3 separate regions of the Homo sapiens genome follow, and all the other regions are linked to region 1. The links are chromatin loops, found by intact Hi-C in ENCODE. Cell type or tissue: heart left ventricle. All regions are shown on one strand. Each heading gives the region's core, and the rest is flanking DNA. Links, peaks and the distances in the headings are about the cores only. Region 1 holds the start of PTPDC1 (protein tyrosine phosphatase domain containing 1). Region 2 has its middle 27 kb from the start of MIRLET7A1HG. Region 3 overlaps LINC02603 (long intergenic non-protein coding RNA 2603).

Region 1 (10,001 bases), core at 2,457-4,956:
TGAAGTTTTATTATTTCTAAACATTTCTGAAATTTAAGAGCTATCTAATTATCCATTTCTTCAATACACTTTATATATATCATTTCACTTAATTAAAAAACCCTATGGTTTTGGTTTTATTATTTCCACCTTACAGATAAAGAAACTGAGGGTCAATAGGCCAAGATCACACAGCTAAGGCAAAGCCAGAACTGACTGGCAAAGTGAGGTCCTGACTTCAAAGTCCCACACTGCTCCTCCCACACTTCAGGGCTCCTGGCTCACACAGAGTGTCCTTCCTGTATCCAACAGAGCTATGAAAGACCAACAGGATCACTCACCAGGATGAGTAAACCCCCTTAATGGCTTGCTCCTGCTCACTCCAGCGGGCTGGGTTCTCATACTTGCAAGCTCTACCGCCACACGCCATGGAACATGCCATGTGTCCAGGAATGACATGCCGTAAACGCTCCCCTACTTTTGTGTACTTTGGTGTTGGACGTTCTAAATTTCCTAGAACATATAAGGAAAGGAAAATTCAAAATTCCACTCTCCAAATGAAATTGTAACATGGGAAATAGCTTCCATTTTATCTCAGGATGGTAGATGACAAGCCAGTGCAAAATCACCTTCATCTTGTCAAGAAAACAAAACTGTTTCCCTGTCAAAGTGACATATATCTCTTAATGTAAAAAAGCTTTCACATATAATAATCTCCACACATACTGGCAATTAGGAGGAAGAAACTGTAGAAGCAGATGTTTTACAAGAGAATGAGTTTTGTTCAAACCTATATTTTTAATAAAAAAACACAAAACATTTGATCATTTTATATCCTCTTATATATTCACTAAAATAGCATAACAGACAGCAAAAAGTATAATATAGAATAAACTGCCAATATTTAAAAAGGTATAAACACAACACAGCTGATTCCCATTCCTCAAACTTATATACATAGGTATGGCAATCTATAAGAAGAAAGAGACCTTTACTTTTTCTTTCGGGGAAAGTTGGGTTTCCCTCTGCATGGCTGACTGAGGAAACAGCCACCATCACCTGGAGAGAGGACGAGGACAGCAGCTTCGTGGCAGAGCCGGAGCCCAAGCCAGAGCCCCGCCGGGCCTGCTGCAGCCGCAGTACTGGGTCTGAGGTGGAGTGCCGGCGGCCCTGGAGAAAGGAGCTGAGGAAGCGCACGGCTGAGGGCCGCCTGGTTGCATCCTGCACCTGCATGGCACTGGGAGGCAAGAGCCGGAGGCAGGAAGAGTCAGCCCCACTCACTCAGTGAGGAACTTTCACTGAGAGCAGGGAGCATTGCATCGTTCTGTATGATCTAAGAGCCATTCAGATTGGCTGACTGGTTTCCATGGCGACAAACAAAGAAACTACTGATTCCCACTTAGATCTGAACAGGCAAAATCCAATATGAACAGATTGCATTTTGGACAAATTGTTCAAATATAGGGAAGAATAATATAAATTTTAAATATATTGATTACTAAATTTTGTTTCTCAAATGCACTTAAAATATCTAACCAAAGAATTACTCCCCAAAATACTGTAGTGAATTTAGAAAACTGTCTTCCTGATGCAAAAACTGCCTTTTACATACATGTTAAAAGGCTTAAATTCTGTTATTCTGTTCACAACCTGTCTCTGGATATTTTGAAAAAAATTACCTTTCTACTCCTCGTTTGAATAGTGCAGAAAAAAGTTAATTGTAATAAAGTGGGATATGCTGGACACCTTACAAGATTATTAAAATATCATCCAATTTTTCATAACCAAAACCACTTCTATTTTTTCTTGGTAAAACTATTAAAGAAATACTTGGATAGAACAAATAAAGACATTTTTAGAGGTGATATATTATCAGAAGACATTTAACTTCATGTGTTCATTTTCAGAATATAAAAACCCAATTCTTAGTTATGCCTCTGTTGGACAGTTATAGTAGCCATGCCTCTCAAAAACTCAAAACACCATTCTCTGCCTTTTGTTGCAGTGAGGGAAAAAAGAAGCTTCAATAATGTCTTGGCAGAGGCATACAAAGAAAGATCACTAAATATCACATTTTTAAAGGAACTAGATGAGGGGGAGGTTGCAACTTGAAGATAAAGGATATAAAGAAAACAGAAAGTGCAACAACCACTAATGTACTCATTGTCCGCCTCCTCCCTTGTTAATGTCAGGCTGCGCCCTCGCTTGCTCGCTAGCTCTCTGCACAAGTGGTATTTCAGATGTGTGTGCACAGAAACAAACTACTGTACTGCTACAGATAAGGCTATTTTCTATTTTTTTTTTTTTAACGATTACTAATGCTATACCAAGCTCCTTTTAAAATGCCGCCCCCATCTCCCCAGTAATGTGCACTTTTGTCGAATAAGACAGGGACACAGAATCCCGATTTGGTGTCCAAATTCCTACTCTATGTATAGTATCATGCCTTTGTTATTTAGAATGCAGCCATGGAAGAAAGCACAGCTTTCCTGTCGGAGGAATTATATGAGGATTATTCTAGGCAAGGCCCTCAGGACCCTAAGGGCAACACAGAAACAGCAGTTGCACAGAGGTCTGCATGACAAGAACATGAACTTACTGGCAGGAGGCCCTAAATGCTCAAACTAAGGAGCTGTGTATTTGCTATCTGTGTAAGAGGGAGTCTAAGAAGATTTCTGGGCAAGTCTGTGCTTCTGAGTATGTGGCACTCCAGAATGTTAACTTAGCTCTTGAGAAACAAGAGTGGTGAGCTCTGCAGAAACAAGTCCATGGCCTGGAGAACCAGCATCTGAGGACATCTACAGAGAAAAGTCAAAAGTAACTGCTTTCAACTACACTAAAAATGACAACTAATTTCATTAGATAAGGGGTAGGGGTAGGACTTATTTGGACCAAGCTAAGGAAGGGATGGTTTATAGATCACCTCAAGAATAATCTCTGTGGTGAAATCTTGAGCCCTGGGTTGACCTCAAATAAACACAAAATGACTGAGCTTACCCCAGTTACCGTACAGTCAGTGACCCTGTGTCAATGTCTAAGGAAGTCAAGCCTAACGCAAACAGGATTCTGCAAGGTGAAAGCAGCCCTTTCTGCATGCTTGCTCAGTGTTCCCAACAATGAGGTGCTGTGAATATACCTTGCATTGATGAGGCAGATGAAAAGAAATGTACCCACCTCTGGACACGAGAACCAAATTTAGAATAATATTTAAGGAACAAAATGAGATACTGATCATGACAAATATGAAATCAGTTACAATAAACACAACAAAGAAACCCACTAAAATGTACCAGTGAGTACTGAGTCTTTTCTTCCTTAATTTCTATAAGTGGGCAGGTAAAACACTGAAAAGTGAGATCTAGAACACCAAGAACTAGTAATTTCCTTCTATACTCAAGATTTCAGAAAGGGATCATTGCTTCCTAAAGTCATAGAACAATAGGCTGAGAATGCAGTGGGTGCCTGGTGGGCGTGGGAGGCCCACCTATCCGCATTCTTAAGTCCACGGAGGAGTTACTTCCAGGAATTTGCTGTACAGCTGAATTTCCAGCCTCGTGTTCTCTACTTTTTGTGACAAGAGGCTCACTTTTCACAAGGGAACTGACTATTCCACTGTTAGACAGCTCAAATGTTTTCTTTCCTTCCTTCTTTAGAGATGGGAATCTCACTTTGTTGCTTAGGCTGCACTCAAATTTTTGGGCTCGAGGGCTCCTCCTGCCTCAGCCTCTTGAGTAGCTGGGACTACAGATGCCTGCCAACACGCTGGGCTTCAAATGTTCTCTAGTGTTGAGTTAAAATCCATTCTATAAACATCGGTTCTGGTTCTTCCCACTGAAAATAAAGAATAAAGCTTCTCTTTGTCTTGAAAGATTTTCAAATATCCGAAGACAGAACTTTTCCAAGACTTTCCCTATTTCTGTTTTTCAAACATTCCTAGGTATATGTAATTGTTTCCAGATCTTTCACTATAATTTCCCTTCTTCTGAGGGCCCTTCTTCTCTCCCCTTCATAGCTAAACCTCCAAACCAAGGTGACTACACCTGCCATCTCCACGTGTCACAGGTCTCATCCTTAGCCTACTCAGCTCTGGCCTCTGCCTCCACTCTCAAATCAAACCACTCTTGCTAAGGCCTCCGATGATCTGTTTTGAGGTGGACTTTTTAGAGTTTCTATTTGACTGTGCAGCAGCATGCAACACAATCGAACACTTTAGTTTTAATTTTTAATTTTTTTTTAAAGACAGCACCTTGCTCTGTCACACAGGCTAGAGAGCAGTGACGTGATCATAGCTCACTGCAGCCTTGAATTCCTAGGCTCAAACAATCTTCCTGCCTCAGCCTCTCTGGTAGCCAATATGACAGGTGCCTGCCACCATGCCTGGCCCATATATTTTTGAGAATATTTTATATTTTTACTTTGAATCAATGTCAAACTTACAGAAAAGTTACAAAAGTTACAAATAATATTTTTCCTTGGCTGGGCATGGTGGCTCATGCCTGTAATCCCAGCACTTTGGGAGGCTGAGGAGGGCAGATCACCTGAGGTCAGTAGTTAGAAACCCACCTGGCCAACATGGTGAAACCCAGTCTCTACTAAAAATACAAAAATGGGCTGGGTGTAGTGGCGCATGCCTGTAGTACCAGCTACTTGGAAGGCTGAGGCAGGAGAATTGCTTGCACCTGGAAGGCAGAGGTTGCAGTGAGCTGAGATTGCACCACTGCACTCTAGTCTGGGTGACAGAGCGGGACTGTCTCAAAAAAAAAAAAAAAGAAAAAGAAAAAGAAAAAAAGAATATTTTCCCTTGAATTTTTTAGAGTAACTTGCAGAAATGCTGCCCCATTACGCCAAATAATTTAGTGTATATTTCCCACAAAGATATTCTTGAAAATTACCCCAAATCAGGAAATTATGGTTGAGATATTACTACTTGCCCTCTATTCCTCAGACCTCATTCAAGCTTCACTGATTACTCCAAAAATGTTCCTTACAGTAAAACGACATGTTGTATTTAGTTGTCCTGTTTCTTTCACCTATTTCACACTTGAACAAGTTCCTCAGTCTTTCCTTGACTTTGATGACCTTGACACTTTTGAAGAGTATAGGCCAGTTATTTTGTAGCAATCTCTCTCAATTTGGGCATGCAGTTTCCTCATGATTAGACTCGGAAGCCCTTGCATTTATTAGTAAAGAACGGTATCTAGAAACCAATGTCTGTGTGTTAGGTATGCTCATTGCCATTAGAGTGTTACTGCTGCCAGGCCCTCTCAGTGGACAGTGCTAAAGAATATGGATATTATGCACAGGCACATACATTATCACACTTTACATCTATATTTATTCCCATATGTAGGCATATATACATATGGAAAACCAAGAGTTTACCCTGATGCTACCAATTCCAAGCCAACACCACAGAGTTCCTCTAATTTCCACCCTTTCCACAACTGTACCTATAATTATAACTCTGTGAGAAGCCTGGGCACAGTAATCTTTAATATATTTACCTAATTGACCAAGCCCCCTACATGTAACCAGTCTCCCATCACTACCTCTGCTCCCTCCTCCATGTGGATGCCTCTCTCATCCCATCTGGGCTTTAACACCTATGCCAAGCTGCTGCTGCCACCCACCTGGGTAGATGCTCTCCTCATCCTGCCTATGTTCCAATATTCCATGTAGGGTCACCCTGCCACATGGAGCCCTCCCAACCTGACCCAAGCTCTGATGCCTGGGAATGTTCTAATAACCTGGGCCAGGTCACTCTCCCACACAGGTGTTATCTGGCTCAGGCTTCGCCACTGCTGGGCTGCTCTCCCATATGGATTTCCTCCTCACCCTGGCTGGCTTCTCCCAAGTGCCCCTGCTCCACCTCATCTGTAGGTCAAAGATTCCACACTTAGGCAAGCCAAGAAGACCAGAAGCTATCATTCCTGCTCACCTTGCAAAGTAGGGGGATCACTCAGAGAAGTGGGCTGTTGTCCCCGCCTCAAGCTCCAGAGACATGGCTAGTAGACTTCAGCCAGAAGGAGAAGCAGGCCTTAAAAACAGAGAATTCTGAAGCTCTCCCCCTACAAAACTATCTTTATCTGAAACACAGCATGGGAAAGTTCAAGCTTTCAAAAACAATGGAGGTTTTGGTTAAGCAGTTATTAATAAGAGTAACCTCATAGCTTCATGAGACCAATAAGCTGAACTGTAGTCACACTAGTTTGCCAGAGAGAACCAAGGAAAGAGACAACTAAGTCCTCTCATGGAGCATGATCAAACCTCAAGACTGACCTCAAAAACAGCCACCACCCAAACTTAATTAGATCAGATTGTAGGGCAACAGATGACCCAGGGCTTTGTCAAAAACAACAGAATGATCAGCAGGTAATTAGTGGAACCCAACAGCTGGTGTGCTAACAACTGAGGGAGACAGCCTAACAGAGACATTCGTGGAAGAGGGAAAGAGTGCCCTGCTAAAAAAAAACCACTGTCTTCTCAGGGTGACTGCGTTTGCTTGACCAAGGCCATGCCCTCTTAGGAGTCACATCAGAGGCTTCAAACTATGAAGAAAAAAAGACTAGTCCATCACTAAGATGATCTAGTCAAGTCTCTGATCAAATAGACAGGCAAATAACAACAAAAACAAGTCCGGGGAGGGAAGAGTATCTAGAGGTGCTAAAAAATATTACCTAAAATGTCCAGTTTTCAACAAAAAGTATGAGACATGGAAAGAAAGAAAAAAGTATGACCTATACACAGAAAAAAGTGTAGTCAATAGACACTATCTGTTAGAGAGGCCAGGCATCTGATATACCAAAGCCTTCAAAGCAGCCATTACAAATATATTCAAAGTCCTAAAGGAACCCATGTTTAAAGAAGTAAAAGAAGCTATGATGACAATGTTTCTTTCATCAGATACAGAATACCAATAAAGAGATGGGAATTTTAAAAAGGAAGCAAATGGAAATTCAGAAGTTAAAAAGTACAAAAACAATGAAAAATTCACTCAAGCAGCTCAACAGAGGATCTGAAGTGGCAGAAGGAAGAATTAGAGAACCTGAAGATAAGACTGATAGAGATTATGCACTCTGAAAAACACAGAGAATAAAAAATGAAAAAATGAACAAAGCCTCACAGAAATGTGGAATACCATTAAGTGAACCAACATATACCCTACTATAAGTGAACAGAAAGAGAGTTGAGAGAGGAGTAGAAAAAACTTTTAGAAATAATGGCTTAAAGCTTCCCAAATCTGATGAAAAACATTAATCCACACATCCAAGAAGTTCAAAAAACTCTAAGTAGGATACATACAAATAGATCCACATTAAAACACATCACAGTAAAAATGCTCAAATAGAAAAATGACTCCTTGTGTACAAAGAAACCTCAAAAAGATTAAGTTTACTTCTCATCAGAAACCATGGAGACCAGAAAGTAGAGGAACGACATATTCAAAGTGCTAAATATTAAGCTGTCAATCAAGAATCTTACATGCAGCAAGATTTCTGTCAAAAATGAAGGGGAAATAAAGGAATTCCCAGGTAAACAAAAAGCAGAGAATTTGTTGCTAGCAGACTTAGCGTGTAAGAAATATAAAGGAGGTTCTTCAGATTAAAAGCAAGTTACCCAAGACTAATGTGAATCCATGTGAAAGAAAGGACACTGGCAAATTAGAAGAGACAGTATGTATTTATATGAAATGTCCCAAGGAGGCAAATTGACAGGGACAGAAAGTAGATTAGTGTTTGCCAGGGGGACTAGGGTGAAAGTGGAATGGGAACTGACTGTTGGGATACTGTGAAATACATATTTGGTCTTGGTCCCTGTTTCTTGGCATACAATTCCTGAAATCCTTGGAATCTCCAAGGTGATATCTTTTTGTATGTTAATGAGTTGACTAGTGGCTGTCAGTCCCTCTGTAGCTTCAGGATGGGGGCTAGCCATTGGAAAGACCAAGGTAGGATTACAGCGTTGGGACTTTCAGCACCAAATCCAGCTTCTGGGGAGGGGAGAGGGCTGAAGGTTAAGTTGATCAACAATGGCCAGTGGTTTAGTCAATCATGCCATGTGATGAAGCCTTAATAAAAGCTTAGGATAGGGTTCAAAGAGCTGAGAACATGGAGGTTGCTGGAGGGTGGCACACTTGGGGTCAGCATGGATGCTCTGTGCCTCTTCCACCATATGTCACCCTTATGCATCTCTTCATCTCCATCCTTTGTAACAGCCTTTATAATAAATTGGTAAATGTGTTTCCTAGAGTACTGTTAGCCACTATAGCAAATTAATGAAATCCAAAGAGAGGGGTGTGGGAACCCCAATTTATAGCCAGTCAGTCAGAAGCACAGGTTAAACAAGCTGGGGCTTGTGACTGGCATCAGAAGTAGGAGGCAATCTTATAAGACTTAGCCCTCAACCTGTTGGATCTGACACTATCTCTAGGTAGATAATGTCAGAATTAAATTGGAGGACACCCATCTGGAGTCCCCTGCAGAATTTATTGCTTGTTTGGTGTGTGGAAAAAACCCCGCACATCTGGTGTCAGAAACATGTTATGAGAGTGTAGCAGGATAAACTGAGTTTGCTTATTATTCTGTATTCTCAAGTGCTAATTGGTAGAACATTTCTTTTTGGTCTGATGAAAATAGTCTGGATTTAAATAGTGTTGATGACTGCACAGCCTTAAGTATATACTAAAAACCAATGACTACTTTAAAAGGTTCAATTTTATGGTATGTGACTTATATCTCAATAATTTAAAAAGGGCAAATAATTTGAGTGGGCATTTCTCCAAAAAAGATGTAGAAAGTTTCAATAAATACATGAAAAGATGCTCAACATCACTAGTCATTAGGGAAATGCATATTAAAATCACAATGAAATATCACTTCATACCTACTAGGATGGCTACAATCAAATGCCCGACAATAATAAGTATCAATGGGGATGTAAAAAAAAATGAGAGCCCTTATCTACTGCTGGTGGGTAAATAAAATGAAGCAAACACTTTGGAAAATGGTCTGGCAGTTCCTCAAATGATTAAACAGAGTTACCATATGACCCAGTTCTTTCCTCCTAGGTAAATACCCAAGAAAAATGAAAACATATGTCCACACAAAAACTCAGGTTTTATTATTACTCATAATAGCCAAAAAGTGAAAAGAGTCCAAATGCCCATCAGGGGAATGGATAAATGGAATGTGTAGATAAATAAATATCTACACAATGGAAAATTATTCAACCATAAAAAGGAAGCAGCACTGACGCATGCTACAACATGGATGAACCTTGAAAACATTATGCTAAGTGAAAAAAGCCAATCACAAAAGACCACATATTTATATGGTTCCATTTATATGAAATGTCCAGAAAAAATGAAATCTATAGAGACAGAAAGTAGTCTGGTGGCTCCTTGGGCCAGTGGGGAGGGAAACAACAAATGGCAGCTGGTGCTTGCTAAAGAGTACAAAGTGGCCAGGCGTAGTGGGTCACGCCTGTAATCCCAGCACTTTGGGAGGCTGAGGCAGGTGGATTACCTGAGGCCGGGAGTTAGAGACCAGCCAGCCTGACCAACATGGTGAAACCCTGTCTCCATGAAAAATACAAAATTAGCTGGGTGCGGTAGCATGCGCTTGTAATCCCAGCTACTTGAGAGGCTGAGGCAGAAGAATTGCTTGAAAACTGGGAGACAGAGGTTGCAGTGAGCCAAGATCATGCCACTGCACTGCAGCCTGGGCAACAAGAGCGAAACTCCGTCTCAAAAAAACAAACAAACAAACAAAACACACACACACACCAAAACAAAAAAGCACAAGGTTTCTTTTTGGGGTGATAATAATCTTCCAAAACTGACTTTGTGTTGGTTACATAGCTCTTTGAATGTTCTAAAAACACTGGATTGGTACTTTAAATGGGTGAATTATTGATAATTATACCTCAAAAAAGTTAAAGGAAATTCTCCCTTTCTCCCTCCTTCCTGCTCTCCTTTCCTTAATAAAGCAAAAAGCTACTAGGCAGACTTCTGTTTCTGTCCA
Region 2 (10,001 bases), core at 2,773-5,272, 58 kb before region 1:
ATCCTGGCACAGCCTAGCTTGGGGCTTTTCAAACTATCTATGGTAAAGGCCTAGTTCTTTTTAAAAATTTCTTTTTCTTTCTTTCTTCTTCTTCTTCTTCTTTTTTTTTGAGACAGAGTTTTGCTCTTGTCACCCAGGCTGGAATGCAATGGTGCGAGCTTGGCTCACTACAACCTCCACCTCCTGGGTTCAAGCGATTCTCCTGCCTCAGCCTCCCTAGTAGCTGGGATTACAGGCACCTGCTACCGCGCCCGGATGGTTTTTGTATTTTTAGTAGAGACAGGGTTTCACCTTGTTGGCCAGGCTGGTCTTGAACTCCTGGCCTCAAGTGATCCATCCACTTTGGCCTCTCAAAGTGCTGAGATTACAGGCATGAGCCATGGTGCCTGGTCTCTTTTTAAAAATTTCTAATATAACACAGATCAACACTTTCATAACGTAAAGATAAACTACTGGAAAAATATTTTTAAAAGACATCCAGAATACAAACCCAACTTTAATTATTCTATTCATCAGACACTGTCAGATTGGCATAGATTTTCTAAATCCTGACTCTTATTTTCTGCACCCCACTTTCCAAGTGGGGACCACTCTGGGAGCTGCACTGCCCAGGCCTGTCTCGTCCCACCCCTGTTTCCTCTGTCAGGCCTCTGTGTGTGGAGAACAGGCTGAGGGGTAATGGGAGTGGGATTCAGTCTGGGCTCTGCTCTTGGCAGCGTCAGCCCCAGCAGGCATTTCATTTGCCCCAAGACGAGGTATGAAGGGTATGTGGGAGTGTCTGGCAGGCAACTGGAGACTGTGACTGAAGATCTAGAGATAATTTAGAGGTCATTTATTGAACTGTTATTGGATGCGGGCATTGCATTCAGTATTCTGCAAACATCATCCCATTTAATCAGTAAGCAACAGTGCAAAGTAGGCACTATTGGGCAATGCTCTTTCTTCTCATTTAAAAATATTGTGGTAGGCTGGGTGCAGTGGCTCAAGCCTATAATCCCAGCACTTTTGGAGGCCGAGGTGGGAGGATCATGAGGTCAGGAGTTTGAGACCAGCCTGGCCAGTGGAGTGAAACCCCATCTCTACTAAAAATACAAAAATTAGCCAGGGGTGGTGGTGGGCACCTGTAATCCCAGCTACTGCAGAGGCTGAGGCAGGAGAATTGCTTAAATCTGGGAGGAGGAGGTTGCAGTGAGCCACGATGGCGCCACTGCATTCCAGCCTGGGCAACAGGTTGGAGCAAGACTCTGTCTCGAAAAAAACAAACAAAAAATTTTGGTAAAATATGCATAACATAAAATTTACCATCCTCACCATTTTTAATTGTCCAGATCAGTGGCATTAAATGCATTCACATGATTGTGCAACCAACACCACCATTCATCTCCAGAACGTTTTTATTGGTTCAGTTCAAACTGAAACTCTGTCCCCATTGAACAACAACTCCCCATTCCCGCTCCCCATAGCTTCTGACAACCACCATTCTTGGCACTGCCTTTTACAGATGGAAATGAAACAGAGAGGGTACAGGAGGCAGCAGGACAGCCAGCCTTCATCCTGGTGGCCCTGGGGCAGGACAAGCTCCAGGGCCTTGTGTTTGGCTCTGGGTGGTGAATGCCAGCTCCCAGGCCACAGCGGCTGGGAGGGATGGGCGCAGTGGGGTGACCCCTCCCCAGGAGGCAGTGAGGGGTGTGGGCAGCACTGACAGTTGGGCCAGGAGGAGGAGTAGGACCCAGAAAAGGGGTCAGACAGCCAGAGGGGCCAAGGGAGGAGAGCGGGCAGTAAGTCTACACTGCTTCTGAGGTCAGAGGGAGCAGGGGACCTGGAACCTCAGACATGACCAGTGACTGGTTCCAGAGAGGCCAGATGCCTGGGGATTCAGGGACAAGGGCAAAGGTGGTGGGAGCGCAACCGAGGGAGGGGACACGCAGGCTGGCAGGGGGGCAAATGAGGGGGCAGAGAGGGGGAGGTCTGCCCCACACCCCTGCGCCCCTGTCCAGAGGCCGCCCGACTTAAATGGAGGTGGACCCTTTCCTGACTCTGTGGAACCTGTTCCATTCCTGCCTGTAGCTCATGATGCTGATGTGGTTTTGCCTCGTTGCAATTTTCTCCACACTGTAGAATCTCCTGTAGAATCTCCTTGTAGCAGATTCTTCTCCTCCTCTGCTCCCCTTGGACACCAGCGGGCTCTGCGGGTCTGGGGAAATCTTTGTCCTGAGCCACCCTTGCCTCCCAGGAGCCCGCAGTTGTCTGGGGCAGCATGCTCACTGCAGGAAGTGAGTGCTGTCTGAGGAGAAGAATTTGCCAAGTTCTCAGACTAAGAGAAGGTCACTGGCCTGGGGTCTGGGGAAGTGCATGGAGAAAATTCCTCTGAAGTGGGCCAGGAGGGCAGATGTCACCGGGGGAAGGGTGGAAACACAGCAGAAGTGAGGTCTCAGAGGTGAGGGGACTGTGCTGTGCGGGATGATGCGACATTGGCCCCCACTGTGGGGGACAAGCTGGACTCCAGCTGGGACCCATTTTGGTACCTATCAGACAAAGCCAGGGAAACCATGGGACTTGGAAGTGGGGAAAGAATGTGGAGGATGCGTCTTTAGACAGGCCCTGAGGGGTGTGGAGGGAAGTGGAAAGAGACCCAGAGACTGACCCAGGGTTGGAGACAGGGAGTTGGAACTGAAAGACATTTGCCCAAGAATCTGTAGACAAATTGAATGGCTGGGGGTGTGGCCAGCTGACTTCACACAAAGAGAAAGATAAAAGTGATTTTCTTGGGGTCAAGAGAGGATGCCAAATTAGAAGACAGGTCTCTGAACTCCTGGAACCCGATTACCAGGATGTCTGTGGTTAAAAACCTCGGACAGAGCCATCCATGCAGATGGTGGAATGGGAACAGGCTTAATGCCAGGGTTGCTCTCACCCCCGGCCCAGCTGGAGAGAGGCCCTCTGCATGTTTGGAAATGCTGGCCTCTAGGCACATTTCTATCCTTTAAAGAGAGAATACACACGTGTTCCAGCTTTGCTAGTGGTCCCTCCCCAGAGGCTCCACATCTCAACAGCCCAGGCCCTGGGATGGGGAGCAGAGGACCTGGCCCAACCTGTAGGGCTGCGGATGGTCTTGGGACCGTGGCACATTCTTGGAGGCCTGGCATGACTGAGATCAGGTATTTCACCTGCCTGGGGAGAGATGGGGGCTTGAAGTCTACACTGAGTTGGTTTAAAGAAAGAGAAGAAATGCGCTACTCTTGCTCACCTGTTTGTGGACTGTTTTAAAAAGTGGGGGTTGGGGCTGTTTGAAATTTGCCACCAGAATGACTCACTGACTTTATTTCTACCCCAACCTCTCCCTACAGTCCGTGGACAAAGGATGATTTGGCTTTTCAGAATGAAAGGCCGGGAGTGCTAGTATCTATTGTTTTGTTGTCCAGAATTCTTGTCCCTCTATTTTCTGCATACAAATCCACGAGTCATGTCCCCTCCTCTGTGGAGCCTTCTCTGCCTTCCCAGAGGGCTCTTGGCCTCACATGACCTGGTATGTTCCCGGTAAGAAGCCATCTGGCCTGGGGCTGCAGTCTGTTCCCAGAGCTTGCCTCCCCACTTAGTTGAACTGCTGAGGAGCCGACGCAGCCCGTGGTCCATTTGTGTCCCTAAGCCCAGGAAGGACTCTAAGATGCTCCATAATGAAGTGCTGAATGAATGGCTCCAGCGGGAGGGAACTTAGCTGGCTCTGTATTTCATTCAAATCTTGAGTCCATGGCTCTGATACAGTCCATTCTAAGGTACCGTTTCCCATTTGCCTGAAGGATTATTTTACACGTGGGGTTTCTTCATGACTCAGTTTCTGGGCAGTAGCCAGCAGGCGCTCCGGGTTAGAATTCCTGTGGAGGAGGACTTCTGAGCGCCATTCTGACCTCCTGGCCTGCCCTGCGGAAGTCAGACAGGCTGAAATCTTTCTTAAGCTCTTTAATTAAATCAAGATTTTTTTTGTTTTGGTCTTCAAATTAGTTTGCCAATGCCGATTGTCAAAACTTTAAACTGTTGACAAAAAAATAACTATGTGGCTATACCAGCTAAATCTCATCTGTGACTTTTAAATATAGAAAGCAGGAAGACAAACATCTGGTAATAGAGGTTGTGTTCTGAATGGGCGGTGGCCAAAAAAAAAAAAAAAAAAAAAAAACCCAAAGAAGCATTAGTCAGAGTCTAGAAAAATAGTGTGTTACTTTTACCAAGTAATATTTAGAGACAGGACTGAGGAGGGAATGTAAGACATCTGTTAAAAAGCAGATTTTTTCCAAACACAGTCCTTTAGAAATTCTTAGGAAAAACATTTTAAATAAAAATAAATTTCAGTTCATTTAAAGATATTTTAGATTGTAAAAACAAAGCTCCTACTGTAAAAATATTACAACTCATAGAGGTTTGCTGAAGATTCAGAATCAACAAACATCAGAACTCAGTTGTGAGCTAGAAAATTTTTTCTAACTTTAAAAAATAATACAGTTAATATGTCGGCACATTTGTGCCATAAAAATTCAAATGATAGTTAAAGCTCAAGTTCCCCTTGTATATAACAACCCTTCCCAGAGCCCTCCCCAGAGAAAACCACCATCATTATGTTACAGTAGGTAGTCAGGCAGACATGAGCAGGGCAGGAGAGGGCCTCCAGGGGTGGGAGGGAATGTCAGGCAACCATCAGGTGATGGTCAGGCGGTTATTTATTTATTTGAGACAGAGTCTCACTCTGTGTTGCCCAGGCTGGAGTGCAGTGGCGCGATCTCAGCTCACTGCAACCTCCGCCTTCTGGGCTCAAGCGATTCTCCTGCCTCAGCTTCCCAAGTAGCTGGGACTACAAGCATGTGCCACTTCGCCTGGCTAATTTTTGTATTTTTAGTTGAGACGGGGTTTCACCATGTTGGCCAGGGTAGTCTTGAACTCCTGGTCTCAAGTGATCTGCCTGCCTTGGTCTTCCAAAGTGCTGGGATTACAGGCATAAGCCACCTTGCCCAGCCAAGAGATAGTTTAAATTTAAAAAAAAATTCTCTTATTTATTTCTTTTTCTTTCCCTCTCTGTTTCCTGCTTCCTACTTTGGCCTTCAGAAATGCAAATATAATCTTCACCTCCCCTCACCAGACACTACCTACAAGGCAAATTCATCTAACTATGTGCTCCAAGACAGTTGACAGTTGATTTGCAGACTGAAACATACCCCATGGAACTCTCACCTCCAGGGGATTGCCTCAGAACTTGTACCCATGCAGAGGGCATGTCAAAAGCATGCTGGTGTGGCCACGTTTACAACTTATTTTTGCCCAAGAAGGTGCCAACTCAACTGTTGGATAGATAAGTCACCAAGCTAGCATTGGGACCCCCTGCCCATGCACACTTCACCCCCTACCTTTCTTTTTTTTTTTTGAGACAGAGTCTCACTCTGTCGCCCAGGCTGGAGTGCAGAGGCGTGATCTCAGCTCACTGCAACCTCCGCCTCCTGGGTCCCGGTTCAAGCAATTCTCCTGCCTCAGCCTCCCAAGTAGCTGGGATTACAAGAACACACCACCATGCCTAGCTAATTTTTGTATTTTTAGTAGAGACGGGGTTTTCCCACGTTGGTCAGGCTGGTCTCGGATTCCTGACCTTGGGATCCACCCGCCTCGGCCTCCCAAAGTGTTGGGATTACAGGCATGAGCCACTGCGCCCGGCCCACGGCCTACCTTATAAAAGTTTTCTGCTCCAAAAGTGAAGCAGCACATTTAAAGTCACGGCGCCTTGTGCCTCTTTCCATAAGCTAGCTTTGGAATAAATTCACTTGTTTTGTACCAGATCTCACTTTGTTAATTGGATACTGTGTGTGGCAAGCAACTAACCTGCTTTTCAGTTATGATCATGCCTCCTTCCTCTCCCTTCCCCACCTCCAGGCAACCACAGATCAGCTATCTGTCACTACAGATTACTTTGCATTTTCTAGAGTTTCATATAAATGAAATTACAAAGTATATAATTCTTTTTTTGTCTAGAGTCTTTCACTCAGCATAATTAGGTTGAAATTCATTCCTGTTGTATGTGTTAATAACTTATTCTTTTTAAATTGCTAGATAGTATTTCACCTATTTTTATAACCACAGTTAGTTTATCTGTTCACCTGTTCATGGATGTTTGTGTTATTTCCAGTTTTTGGCTATTCCACATAAAGCTGCTGTGAACACTCATGTACAAGTCTTTGTAGGGATATATGTATTTTTTTTCTTTTGGGTAAATGCCTAGGAGTGGAATTGTTATTGGAAAGGGATCCTGATCCAGACCCCAAGAAAGGGTTCTTGGATCTCTCGCAAGAAAGAATTCGAGGTCAGTGCATAAAGTGAAAGCAAGTTTATTAAGAAAGTAATGGAATAAAAGAATGGCTACTCTATAGGCAGAGCAGTCCTGAGGGCTACTGGTTGCCCATTTTTATGATTATTTCTTGATGATATGCTAAACAAGGGGTGGATTATTCATGCCTCCCCTTTTTAGACCATATAGAGTAACTTTCTGACATTGCCATGGCATTTGTAAACTGTCATGGTGTAGGTGGGAGTGTAGCAGTGAGGGTGACCAGAGATCACTCTTGTTGCCATCTTGATTTGGTGTTTTAGCCAGCTTCTTTACTGCAGCCTGTTTTATCAGCAAGGTCTTTATGACCTATATTTTGTGACTACCTCCTATCTCATCCTGTGACTTAGAATGCCTTAACCTCCTGGGAATGCAGCCCAGTAGGTCTCAGCCTCATTTTACCCAGTTCCTATTCAGGATGGAGTTGGCTCTGGTTCAAATGCCTCTGACAGAATGGCTGGATCATATAAGGTATTGCCAAACCATTTTCTAAATGGATTGGGCCATTTTATATTCCCACTGGAAGTGGATGAGAGTTTCCATTTCATTATATCCTCATCAACACTTGGTATGGTCGGTCTTTTAAATTTTAACCATTCTAAAGTGTGTATTTCTCTAAAGCTAATGACGTTTTAATTTGCATTTCTCTAATGACTAATAGTGCCTATTTTCATGTGTTTATTTATCAACTGTATATCTTTGTTGGTCTATTCAAATCTTTTGGACTCTTAAAAGTTTGGGCTGCTCTTTTTTTCTTACTGTTGAATTTTGAGAGCTTTCATATAGTCTGGATGCAAGTCCTTTAACAGATATATGCTTTGCAAAGATTCTTTCCTAGTCTGTGGATTGTCTTCTCGTTCTTCTCATAGAGCAGTTAAGTTTTTTTGTTTTTGTTTTTGTTTTCATTCTCTCTCAGTGTCTTTTGAGGAACAAACTTTAAATTTTGATGTAGTTCAATTTACCAACCTGTTCTTATGGATTGTACTTTTGGTGTTGCATCTCACAAATCTTGAGCTAACCCAAGGCCACACATGTTTCTCTCATGTTTTCTTCTAAAAATTTTATAATTTTAGATTTTACATTTAGGTTTATGATCCTTTTTGAGTTGATTTTTTAATATGGTGAACGATATACATCCAAGTTCTTTTATATATCTATAAATGTCTAATTGTCCCAGCACCATTTGTTGAAAGACTATCTTTTCTCAGACAGGTGAGGTGGCTCACGATTGTAATACCAGCACTTTGGGAGGCCAACGTGGGAGGATGGTTGAGGGCAGGAGTTCAAGCCTGGCCCAGTCAACCCAGTGAGACCCTCATATCTACAAACAAAACAAAACAAAAAATCACTATCCTTTCTCTACTCCTTTGCCTTTGTACCTTTGTCAAAAATCATGTGTCCATATATGCATGGGTCTTTTTCTAGAATCCTTATTCTGTTCCATTAATCTATCTATATACCAAAACCACTCAGTATTGATTACTGTAGTTTTATAATAGTTCTTGAAATCAGGTAGTGTTAGCCCTCCAATTTTGTTCTTTTTCAAAGTTGTCTTGGTCATTCTAAATCCTTTGCCTTTCCACATGAACTTTATAATTAGCTTGTCAATTTCTACAAGAAAAGCCAGCTTGAATTTTGATTAGCATTGCAATGAATACATAGGTCAATTACGGGGGGAAGTTGACATTCTAACAATCTTGAATCCTCTGACTCATGGACAAGGTGTATGTCTCCATTTATTTAGGTCAGTTTAATTTCTTTCAGCAGTATTTTGTAGTTTTCAGTGTATGGATGTAGTGAGTTGAATCATAGCCCCTGCCCCAAAATATGCCCATGTCTTAATACCCAGGGTCTGAGAATATGACCTTATTTGGAAAAAGAACTCTGCAGATACAATTAAATGTCTCAAGATGCAGAGCTCACTCAGAATTCTCCAGATGGGCTCTAAATCCAAAGACATGTTTTTGTAAGAGAGATACAGAGGAGAAAGACAGAGGGAGGAGAAGATGACGTGAAGATGGAGGCAGAGATTGGAATGATGGGGCTACAAGCCAAAAAATACCAAGGAACATCTGAAGCCAACAGAAGCAGGAAGAGGCAAAGAACAGACTGTTCCTTAGAGCTTTCGCAAGTACTGCAGCCCTACCGACACCTTGATGTCAGACAGACTTCTGGACTCCAGCACTGTGAGAGAATAAACTGTTGTTTTAAGCCACCCAGGTGGTGGTAATTTGTTATGACTGCCCTAGGAAATGAATAAAACAGGTCTTTCACATTTTCTGGCAGATTTATCACTAGTATTTTATCTTTTTGATGCTATGGTAAAGGACATTGTTTTGTCAATTTCAATTTTGGATTGTTCATTGCCAGTTTATAGAAACACAGTTGATTTTTGTATGTTGACCTTGTATCCCTCTGCTTTGCTAAGCTCACTCATTTGACCTAGTAGCTTTGTTTTTCTAGAACCCATCAGGTTTTCCACATAGACAGTCATGTTTGAGAATAAAAATAGTTTTACTTTCTATTCTCCTTGTCTTTTATTTCTTTTCTTGCCTGATTGTGTTAGCAGTGGCAAATCTGTACAGGTCCGCAGCAACCTCATTTCTTGCCTCCTCAGAAGAACTTGTGTGAGGGGCATAAAGCAGAATGAGAGACGGAGGCAAGTTTTAGAGCAGGAGAGAAAGTTTATTAAAAAGCTTTAGAGCAGGAATGAAAAGAAGTACTCTTGGAAGAGGGCCAGGCGGGCGACTTGAGAGATTCAAGTGCACAGTTTGACCTTTGACTTAGGGTTTTATACACTGGCATACTTGTGGGGTTGTGCATTGCTTCTCCCCTGATTCTTCCCGTGGGGTGGGCTGTCTGCATGTGCATTGGCCTGCTAGCGCTTGGGAGAGGCCGCATGTGCAGTGTGTTTACTACAGTCTATGCATGCTCACTTCAGGTGTTTTTCCTCTACCAGTCTAGCATTCCTAGAGGAAGGTCATATACCAGTTAAACTCCACCATTTTGCCTCTTAGTGCACATGCTTGAGCCCACTCATCCAACTCTTGAGATCTTATTGGGAAGCTGCTGATCACCAGTTTTAGGTGTTTCTGTCTATTGGGAAACTGTCTTTCCCTGGCACTGGCTGCAACCAATAATTATTTCAGAGAGACAGTTTAATAACTGCCTGGCCATCAACTGATGGTCACCTGGCATTCCTGGTGGGAGTGCCTCTCCTGCCCTGCTCATGTCTGACTGGCTACCCACTGTAACAACTGCACTAGTGAGAACCTCCAGTGCAATGCTGAATAGGAGTGGCAAGAGCATGCATTTTGGAACTGCTCCTGATCCTATGGGATCAGCGTCCAGCCTTTCATCATTACTAGGTACAATGGTGCCTGTAGGTTTTCTGTAGCTGTCCTTTACCAGATTGAGAAAGTTCGTATTACCAACTTGCTAAGAATTTTTATCAAGAATCTTGTTGGATTTCATCAAATGCTTTTTCTGCATCTTAAGATTATCACATTTTTGTTTTCTCAGATTTGTTAACATGATAATTTTCTCATGAATGAAGTGCTCATCTGAATACTCCAGGGTGTCTCTCTGCAGATCCTTGGGAGTTTCTGCCAGTGTGTCTCTCTCCTCTCTAGACTCTGCT
Region 3 (10,001 bases), core at 3,466-5,965, 130 kb before region 1:
GAGTTCTCTGTATTTCCTGAATTTGAATGTTGGCCTGCCTTGCTAGATTGGGGAAGTTCTCCTGGATAATATCCTGCAGAGCGTTTTCCAACTTTGTTCCATTCTCCCCGTCACTTTCAGGTACACCAATGAGACATAGATTTGGTCTTTTCACATAGTCCCATATTTCTTGGAGGCTTTGTTCATTTCTTTTTACTCTTTTTTCTCTAAACTTCTCTTCTCGCTTCATTTCATTCATCTGATCTTCATTCACTGATACCCTTTCTTCCAGTTGATGGAATTGGCTACTGAAGCTTGTGCATGCATCACATAGTTCTCCTGCCATGGTTCTCAGCTCCATCAGGTCATTTAAGGACTTCTCTACACTGTTTATTCTAGTTAGCCATTCGTCTAATCTTTTTTCAAGGGTTTTAACTTATTTGCGATGGGTTCGAACATCCTCCTTTAGCTCAGAGAAGTTTGTTATTACTGATCATCTGAAGCCTTCTTCTCTCAACTTGTCAAAGTCATTCTCCATCCAGCTTTGCTCCATTGCTGGCAAGGAACTGCGTTCCTTTGGAGGAGAGGAGGTGCTCTAATTTTTTGAATTTTCAGCTTTTCTGCTTTGGTTTCTCCCCATCTTTGTGGTTTTATCTACCTTTGGTCTTTGATGATGGTGACATACAGATGGGGTTTTTGTGTGTATGTCCTTTCTGTTTGTTAGTTTTCCTTCTAACAGTCAGGACCCTCAGCTGCAGGTCTGTTGGAGTTTGCTGGAGGCTCACTCCAGACCCTGTTTGCCTGGGTATCACCAGCAGAGGCTGCAGAACAGCAAATACTGCAGAACAGCAAATGTTGCTGTCTGATCGTTCCTCTAGAAGCTTCATCTCAGAGGGGCACCCGACTGTATGAGGTGTTGGTCAACCCCTACTGGGAGGTTCCTCCCAGTTAGACTACTCGGGGGTCAGGGACCCACTTGAGGAGGCAGTCTGTCCATTCTCAGATCTCAAACTCCATGCTGGGAGAACCACTACTCTCTTCAAAGCTGTCAGACAGGGACTTTTAAGTCTGCAGAAGTTTCTGCTGCTTTTTGTTCAGCTATGCCCTGCCCCCAGAGGTGGAGTCTACAGAGGCAGGCAGGCCTCCTTGAGCTTCAGTGGGCTGCACCCAGTTAGAGCTTCCCGGCCGCTTTGTTTACCTACTCAAGCCTCAGCAATGGCAGGTGCCCCTCCCCAAGCCTCATTGCTGCCTTGCAGTTTGATCTCATACTGTTGTGCTAGCAGTAAGCGAGGCTCTGTGGGCGTGGGACCCTCCAAGCCATGTGCGGGATATAATCTCCTGGTGTGCCATTTTCTAAGACCGTTAGAAAAGCAAAGTATTAGGGTGGGAGTGTCCCAATTTTTCCAGGTGCCGTCTGTCACAGCTTCCCTTGGCTAGGAAAGGGAATTCCCTGACCCCTTGTGCTTCCTTGGTGAGGCAACGCCTCACCCTGCTTCAGCTCACACTCCGTGGGCTGCACTCACTGTCCTGCACCCACTGTCCAAAAAGCCGCAGTGAGATGAACCCAGTACCTCAGTTGGAAATGCAGAAATCACCCATCTTCTGCATCGCTCATACTAGGAGCTGTAGACTGGAGCTGTTCCTATTTGGCCATCTTGGAACCTCTGGCAGTTTCTTACAAAGCTAAACATTCACTTCTCATTTGACCCAGAAATTCCACTTCTAGGTATTTTCTCAGGAGAAAGGAAACTTTAAAGACAAATGTTTGGCTGGGCGCAGTGTCTCACGCCTTTAATCCCAGCAATTTGGGAGGCTGAGGCGGGCAGATCACCTGAGGTCAGGAGTTCCAGACCAGCCTGACCAACATGGTGAAACCCCGTTTCTACTAAAAATGCAAAAATTAGCCAGGCATGGTAGTGCATGCCTGTAATCCCAGCTACCAGGGAGGCTGAGGCAGGAGAATCGCCTGAACCCAGGAGGCAGAGGTTGCAGTAAGCCAAGATTATGCCATTGCACTCCAGGCTGGGTAAAAAGGGCGAAACTCCGTCTCGGGGGGAAAAAAAAATACTTGAATGTTCATAGAAGCTTTATTCATAGAAATCCCAAACTGGAAACAAAATGTCCATCACCTGGTAAACAGATAAACTGATATATCTATAGAATATGATATCACTTAACAATTTAAAAAAGGTATTGCAGAAAGTCCTCACTTAACATCAATAGGTTCTTGGAAATAACAACTTTAAGTGAAATGACATATAATGAAACCAATTTTACCATAGGCTAATTGATGTATATAAGAGTTAAGTTCCTATGGCATATTTCTGTCATTAAAACATCATGAAATATCTAAATAAAGACTTCAAATACTTCTAATATTAAACATTGAAATAGAAGTGAGCTATACATACATTTGAGAAAGATTAATAAAAACAAGTAAGATCATTATTTACACAACTTTTGGTGAATCAGTAAGTGACAGTGTTCATAGTGGTGGTGGATTGAATCAAAGAATAAATGTTTGCAAAGCAAAAATTATCAGGAGCATCTCCTACGACCATGCAGTTCAAAAACAATCACAAATACAGAGGGCTTGCTGAGAGCTTTCAGACTGTTTTCTTTGATGTCATGCATTGTAGGATTATCATATACTTTACAGAAATTCTTTTAACAATAATTTGTATTCACTCATTCATCCACTTTCCAACCTGCTTATTCCAGTTCAGGGTTGCAGGTGGCTGGAACCTATCCCAGCAGCTCAGAGTGCAAGGCGGGAGCCAACTCCAGACAGGATGCCGTCCCATCCTGAGCCACACTCATACACCCAAGCTCACTCACACTGGGACCATGTAGATGTAACAATTAACCTAGCGTGTACATCTTTGGGGATGTGGGAGTAATCTGGAATACTCAGAGAAAATCAATCCAGGCGTGGGGAAAATGTGCAAACATCACACAGACAGTGGCCTCAGCAGGGAATTGATTTTTTTTTTCTCGTCAACATTATAGTAAAACAATGTTCGACAAAATATTATTCAAGGATCTGCTGTACTTTGATACATCATACATGCAACAATATGGATGAACTGCATGATCTATATGCAAAGTGAAAATATCCAGACAGAAAAGATTACATTCTATTGCATTTCTATGATATTCTGGAAAAGGCCACTATAATTATAAGGGCAGAATCCAGATCAGTAGTTGTCAGAGGCTGAGGTGGGAGTGGGGAAATTAACTGCTAAGGACCACTAGGGAACTTCCTGGAGTGATGGCAATGTTCTACATCATGATCGTGGTGGTGGTTACAGAACTATACACATTTGTCAAACTGTACACTTAAAATAGTGAATTTTTATATGTAGATTGTATCTTTAAAAGCTGATTTTTAAAAAAGATATTCTTTATCTATCAAAATTACATAGGCACATATCCTTGGGCCCAACAACTCCATTTCAAGAAACTATTCTTGAATAGTATACCCGTATAGTCTATGGATATACTTGCACATGTAAAAATAATATGTGGGGCTGGGCATGGTGGCTCATGCCTGTAATCCCAACATTTTGGGAGGCCAAGGAGGGGAGATTGCTTGAGCCCAGGAGTTTGAGAGTAGCCTAGGCAACATGGTGAAACTGTCTCTACATAAAATACCAAAAATTAGCCACGTGTGGTGGCTCATGCCTGTATCCCAACTACCCAGGAGGCTGAGGTGGGAGGATCCCTTGAGCTTAGGAGGTCGAGGCTGCAGTGAGCTGTGATCACGCTGTTGTAGGACAAACCAGGTTCTTGTCACACGACCAGGAACGATTAGGCTCACAGACACTTTGAAGGGTGAGGGGGAATGGAATTTATTGGGCAGAAAGGAAAAACAACTCAGTAAAGTGAGATGGAGTCCTGCTAACAGGCTCTCCACCTGACTGATTGAATCCCAGGTTACCACACAGGAACAGCAGAGGCCAGGCCCCTCCTGCTACAAACGGTGTTAACTTCCCGAGGCCCCACCCAGTCCTCCCAGTTCGCAGGTGGGCAGTATTCAGAAAGAGTCAGTAGGGCAAAGGGCGGGCTTCATCTGGACCGGCAGTCTGGTTTTTCAGCCTTAAAGGTGGGTGTCGGGGGTCCGAGGGTGGGGGCGTGCCTTGGCTGCCTCCTGTCTCTATCAACGCCACTGCACTCCAGCCTTAAGACTCTGTCTCAAAATAATAATAATAAAGTGTACAAGCTTATCACAGCATTACCTGTGATGCCTCACTAAAGGGGAACTGGGTAGTTAGGATTCGTGGGGATGGGAAACTCTGCTTTTGCATTTTGAAACGTGAATGGATTCATTACTTTGTAAAAAAACAAACAAACAAAAAACAACGAAAAAATCCCCAATATTTTCTAGGCAATTGCCTCGGTCTAGGTACGATACTCTGGTGGCTGGGCCAAGGCTGTCCTCACCTCAGGGCAGCTACGAATTTATCACATGACCCCAAGCTGGTGATTTCCCCTTCTCATCTCCACATCTGTGAAAGATTTCCTCATGTTACAGCCTTTTCACTTTCAAATCTCAGGGCATGTAGATAGGCTTCTCTTCCGGGACTTTGCATCCTTTGCTCTGAACTCTAGGTTGAGGGCACCGAAGGGCGGGAAGGATGTAACTTCTGTCTTCATTGACCTCGACGGGGCCAGCCCAGGGTGGATGCCTGAGGAGTTATTTGACAAAGTAACCACCAGATGGCAGCATGGCTCTGTTTCCAGGAAGCCGAGTCTAAGCCATAAACTCTCCAATGAGGAAGCTATCAGCCGCCACATAGTAATGGCTATTTGAGTTCTTGAAATGTGACTTGTCCTAATTAAGACTATTTTCCATGATGTGTTTATGACACACATGGTACTTTGAAGACTTCATATAAAAAAACTCATTAATGTTTTAATATTGATTACATATTATAATGATAATATTTTGAATATATGGGTTGAGTATCTCTTTTCTATGCTTGGGACCAGAAATGTTTCAAATTTCTGATTTTTTGCGGGGGGTGGGGAGCGGGGGGCTTGACACATTAACATTATACTTACTGGTTGAGCATCCTAATCCCAATATCCAAAATCTGAAATGCTCCAGTGAGCATATCCTTTGAGCATCATGTCAATGCCCATTTTGGGTTTTGGTGCATTTTGAATTTTAGACTTTCAGATTAGGAATACTCAACCTCTATTGGGTTAAATAAAATAAATATATTACAATTATTTTCACCTGCTTTTTATTCTTTTTAACGTAATTACCAGAAAACTTAAACTTACACATGCAGCTCACACTACATTTCTACTGGACAGTGTGCTCTTATAAAACCTTCCAGCAGAACCAGCACAGAGCCAAGGAGCTGATGTGCCTGCCTCTGCTACCAGGTGGAAAGTGACATGGCACATGGATGTCACAGAACTTCTTTACCCTTACAACAGAGCCAGTCCCAGAGGGATGGGTCACAGCAAGGGCCTAGAAAGCAACAAGGGAGCTTCTGACCATCCTGACTGCTCCTCCCCTTAGTTGAGTCTCACAGGCACCCACGTGGGAGAATCAGCCCCCATCAGGAGCTAATAGTGCTGGCCACCATGCAGCACTTTACCTGCATTATCTCACTGGCCCCTCACATCAACCCTATTTCAACAAAGCAACTGAGGATCAGAGAAAGGGAGGTGCTGCCCAAGTTCACCCCGTGAATGAGGAGAAACATGACTATCTGCATCTCCTTTGTTTCTTTCTCTGCATCATACTGCTCTCCTGGAGAGCTCACTGATGGCTCCCAGGAGGCGAAGGGAAGTACCTTCGCAGGTGCCTTCTAATGTACTGGAAATCTGAATCACCAGTTATCTCTGTTCTGTGACCACGGATTGTTTGTGTTTTCTGAAAGACATAAACTGAGTGGCTACTTCTCAGGTGATGCCCACACACTGGACAAGTCTGTGTATGGAATGTGCTGGAGGGAAGGCCAGGGCAGATTAGTGCCTATGCTATGCACTCTTCTTACATTATCTTACTTAATCCACATAGCACTCCTCTAAAGCAGGTGCTGTTATCTCCATTTTACAGCTATGAGGCATAGAGATTTCCATGTAGACAAGCGGAGAGAATGAGATCTTGTGGTCATGTTGCATTCCAGAAGCTTTCTCTGGTCTTCAGGTTGCAGCATCTCAGTGGTATGAGACTGCTGATAGCACTCTTCTGATAGTGAGTGAGGCTGGGCCTCCCAGAGACCATGAGGGGAAGGACATGGGGTGGGAGTGCTGAGAGTCTACCCCAGACTAACTATGGAAACCCTGAGACAGTCTGAGTGAAAACTGAGCCAAGATGTCCTGCAGGGGCACAGGTGGCCATGTCCTTAGCTCTGACATCATGTCCGAGGATTCCTAATTGCCTATTAAACAGGAAGTAGGCATCTTAGACCCACACTCATGGCCTACACAGTCCAGCTAATGTTCCAGTCTCATCTTCAACTCCCCCTTTTTGTGTACCCAACATGCTGTTAGATGGACTGTTTCCTTTTTCCCATATACACCATCATGCTTACCTGTCCCCTGGTCTTCACCCCCATTATTTTCCCCCTGGGAAATGCCCTCTACCACCCAATCTATCAATAGCCCTCTCCATCTTTGTATGTGCTCAGAATTCCAGGCACAGCCAGGGCACTCGTGGGCTAAACATAGCAGTGAGGCATATTTGACACATAAGTTTTGTCTAGCACTGTTAGGAGGCTTGAATGTTAGCATAATTAATCTGGAGTGGTAGAGAGAGTCCCTGGCATTGATAACCAAACAAAGGTCTTTGGACAAGGGAGAGACCTTAAAAGCATGGTGTTTTGTTTTATTTTGTTTTTAATTATTTAAGTAACTCAGTTCTCTTGGCATCTTGTGGAGTATGTAACCAAGGTGAGGCAGAAAACTCAAGTAAGCTATTGAAAGACCACAGAATTCAGTGATCCTGAATGATATCTTTGGCATCACAGACTTGGACTCTAGCCAAGCTCTGATGTATACTGACCATGTGGCCTTGGGCAAGTAACTTCCGGTGTGCCAGGCACATACCATAAGCATGGCATTTCTCACAACAACCCTTATGGAGTTATATACTATTTTTATCTCCAGTTTACAAATAAAGAAACTGAGATTTAGGGATGTTATATTATTTCTCCAACACTACAAAGCTAGTAAGAGCTGGAGTCAGGAATTCATAGACCATATTTGTGATAGGGATAGCACAGATGCCTAAAGTGCCGAGTCAGGCTATCTAGCACATAGAAAGCCCCAGGTGAGAAAAGATGGGCCCAAACCAGAAAGTTGAAGTACCAAAGGGGAGAAGACCTGGGTTCCATAGACAATGAGGCAGTACAAATAAACAAAACTTTTATCGTTAGTAATAACAGGTACATGCCAATGTACATTTTACAGAGCTCATTCACATTCATTATTCCAGAAGAATCTCCCAAGAGACTTGTGAAGCAGACAGGGCACATAATTTTATCTCCATTTTGCAAGTAAAGAAACTAAGGCATTTCTTGTAGAAGGCAGTGCCATTTCCTGCCTAATGTTTCCCTGAGGCTTTTCCCGTTGCCCTATCAATCAGAACACTTGGGGTTGCAATGAGGTTTACCAGACTCTACCCAGCTTAAACAAAAGGGGAGGCTTAGTGGAAAATGGGGATAATTATGCCAAGAGAAAAAAGCCAACCACAAAATGTTACGTACTACATGATTCCATTTATATAAAACTGTTGAAATACTAAAATCATGGAGATGTATATCAGATTAATTGTAACCAGGGATTAGGGATAGGGAAGGAAGGAAGGTAGTTGTGGCTAGAAAAGGTTAGCATAAATGATCCTTCTGATAAAACTGTTTTATATCTTGACTGTGGTGCTGGTCACATAAATCCACACATATGACAAAATCACACAGAACTACACACACACACAAATGTAAAGCTCTTGAGATCTAAATAATAGTGGAGGATTGTATCAATGTCAATTTCCTAGTTGTGATACTGTTCTTACAGTTATACAAGATGTTACTACTGGAAAAAATGCATAAAGGGTATATGTGATCTATCTGTATTATTTCACAGCTGTATGTTAATCTACAGTTATGTTAAAATAAAAAGTTTAAGAAACAACAATACAAAACGTACAAAACACAGGAGAAAATCTTTGTGACCTTAAGTTAGACAAAGGTTCTTGTTTTTCTTTTTTGTTGTTGTTGTTTTTTTTTGAGACGGAGTCTCGCTCTGTCGCCCAGGCTGGAGTGCCGTGGCGCAATCTTGGCTCACTGCAAGCTCCGCCTCCCCCAGGTTCACGTCATTCTCCTGCCTCAGCCTTCCGAGTAGCTGGGACTACAGGCGCCTGCCACCACGCCCGGCTAATTTTTTGTATTTTTAGTAGAGACATCGTTTCACCATGTTGGCCAGGCTGGTCTGGAACTTCTGACCTAAGGTGATCCATCAGTCTTGGCCTCTCAAAATGCTGGGATTACAGGCGTGAGCTACCACGCCTGGCCAGGCAAAGGTTTCTTAGATAAAACACCAAAAGCATGATCCATAAAAGAACTAATTGATAAATTAGTCTTCATCAAAATTAAAACTTCTGATTTTCAAAAGACACTGTGCAGACAATGAAAAAGGCTAACCATTGGCTGGAAAGAAATATTTGCAAAGCAGATATCTGATAAAGAACTTATATCCCAAATATAGAAAGAACTCTTTATATAGTTTAACAGTAACAAGAATACTAACAACTTATTTTTAAAGTAAACAAAAGATGTAAGCAAAATTTTAACAAATAAGATATTTGGATGGCAAATAAGCACGTGTATAAAAGCTCAATACAATTATTTATTAGGGAAATGCAAATAAAAACCACAATGGGATACCAGTAAACACCTATTGTAATGGTTAAAATTAAAAACTAACCATATTTTTTGTTGTCAAGGACGTAGAGGAACTAGAACTCTGATATACAATTGGTGAGAACTGAAAATGGTACAACCACTTTGGGAAACTGAGGCAGTTTCTTTATAAGTTAAACATATAATTACCATATGATCCAGCCATTCTCCTCTTAGGTATTTACCCAAAATGAAATGTATCTCTATATAATACCTGTACACAAATGTTCCTCATAGCTTTGTTTGTAACAGCAAACTGAAAACAATCCAAATGTCCATGTAATGGTGAATGGATAGACTGTGCTCTACCCATATAATGGAATACTACTAAGTAAAAACAATAACAGACTGTTGATACATGCAGTAACATAGAAACATCTCAGTACAGGCTGGGAAACATCTTCTACATCCTTGACATACAAAATATGGTTAGTCTTTAATTTGAGCCACTCCAATAGGTAAAAGAAGCCCGACTTCCCAGTGTATATTATTCCATTCATACAAAACACTAGAAAATGTCAACTAATCAACAGTTATATAAAACAGAGAAGGGGGCCAGGCGTGGTGACTTACACCTGTCATCTCAACACTTTGGGAGGCCGAGGTGGGTGGATCATCTGAGATCAGGAGTTCGAGACCAGCCTGACTAACATGGTGAAACCCTGTCTCAACCCCATCTCTACTAAAAATACAAAAGTTAGCCAGGCATGGTGGCAGGTGCCTGTAATCCCAGCTACTCAGGAGACTGAGACAGTAGAGTCACTTGAACCTGGGAGGTGGAGGTTGCAGTGAGCCAAGATTGTGCCATTGCACTCCAGCCTGGGCAAGAAGAGTGAAACTCTGTCAAAAAAGAAAAGAAAGAAAGAAAGGAAAAAGGAAAGGAAAGAAAGAAAGGAGACAGGAAAGGAAAGGAAGGGAAAGGGAAAGGGAAGGGAAGGCAAGGAAAGGAAAGAGAGAAGTCATTGTCTGGAAACAGTGGACTAGGAGAGAAAGTGTACAAAGGAGTACGGGGAAACTTTTGGAGGTGATAGATATGTTTACTATCTTGACCAGTGATGATTCCATGGATGTGTACATTTTAAATATGTGTGATTTATTGTATGT

The links. Peaks named below come from ENCODE experiments on the same cell type or tissue, not always from the same donor. Only the 100,000 strongest peaks of a DNase experiment are listed, where the experiment ranks them.
Region 2: it touches region 1 in a loop (5-fold over the local background); 17 of 110 quality-filtered maps call a loop at or near these places.
Region 3: a loop joins it to region 1, with 3 times the contacts of the local background. A loop is called at or near these places in 2 of 110 quality-filtered maps.

Annotation. Positions count from the first base shown.
Region 1 is chr9:94,075,742-94,085,742 of GRCh38, reverse strand. PTPDC1 (protein tyrosine phosphatase domain containing 1) reads right to left here and starts at 1,279. Exons shown (of 9, transcript NM_001253829.2): 1 at 969-1,279; 2 at 321-492. The coding sequence starts at 1,212. RefSeq lists a silencer at 1,062-1,356. In heart left ventricle, for the core only: a CTCF peak has its summit at 3,692; no DNase peak of the experiment used is centred there; H3K4me3 peaks cover 161 bases; H3K27ac peaks cover 1,696 bases.
Region 2 is chr9:94,133,922-94,143,922 of GRCh38, reverse strand. No RefSeq gene overlaps it. Among named protein-coding and RNA genes, the nearest start is that of MIRLET7A1HG, 27 kb to the left of the region's middle. RefSeq lists an enhancer at 2,652-2,821. In heart left ventricle, for the core only: no CTCF peak of the experiment used is centred there; DNase peaks (open chromatin) are centred at 3,042, 3,562 and 3,862; H3K4me3 peaks cover 397 bases; H3K27ac peaks cover 2,500 bases.
Region 3 is chr9:94,208,384-94,218,384 of GRCh38, reverse strand. All of the region lies in intron 1 of LINC02603 (long intergenic non-protein coding RNA 2603), which reads left to right. Among named protein-coding and RNA genes, the nearest start is that of MIRLET7D, 35 kb to the right of the region's middle. RefSeq lists an enhancer at 5,424-5,986. In heart left ventricle, for the core only: a CTCF peak has its summit at 4,683 (motif pointing right); a DNase peak (open chromatin) is centred at 4,654.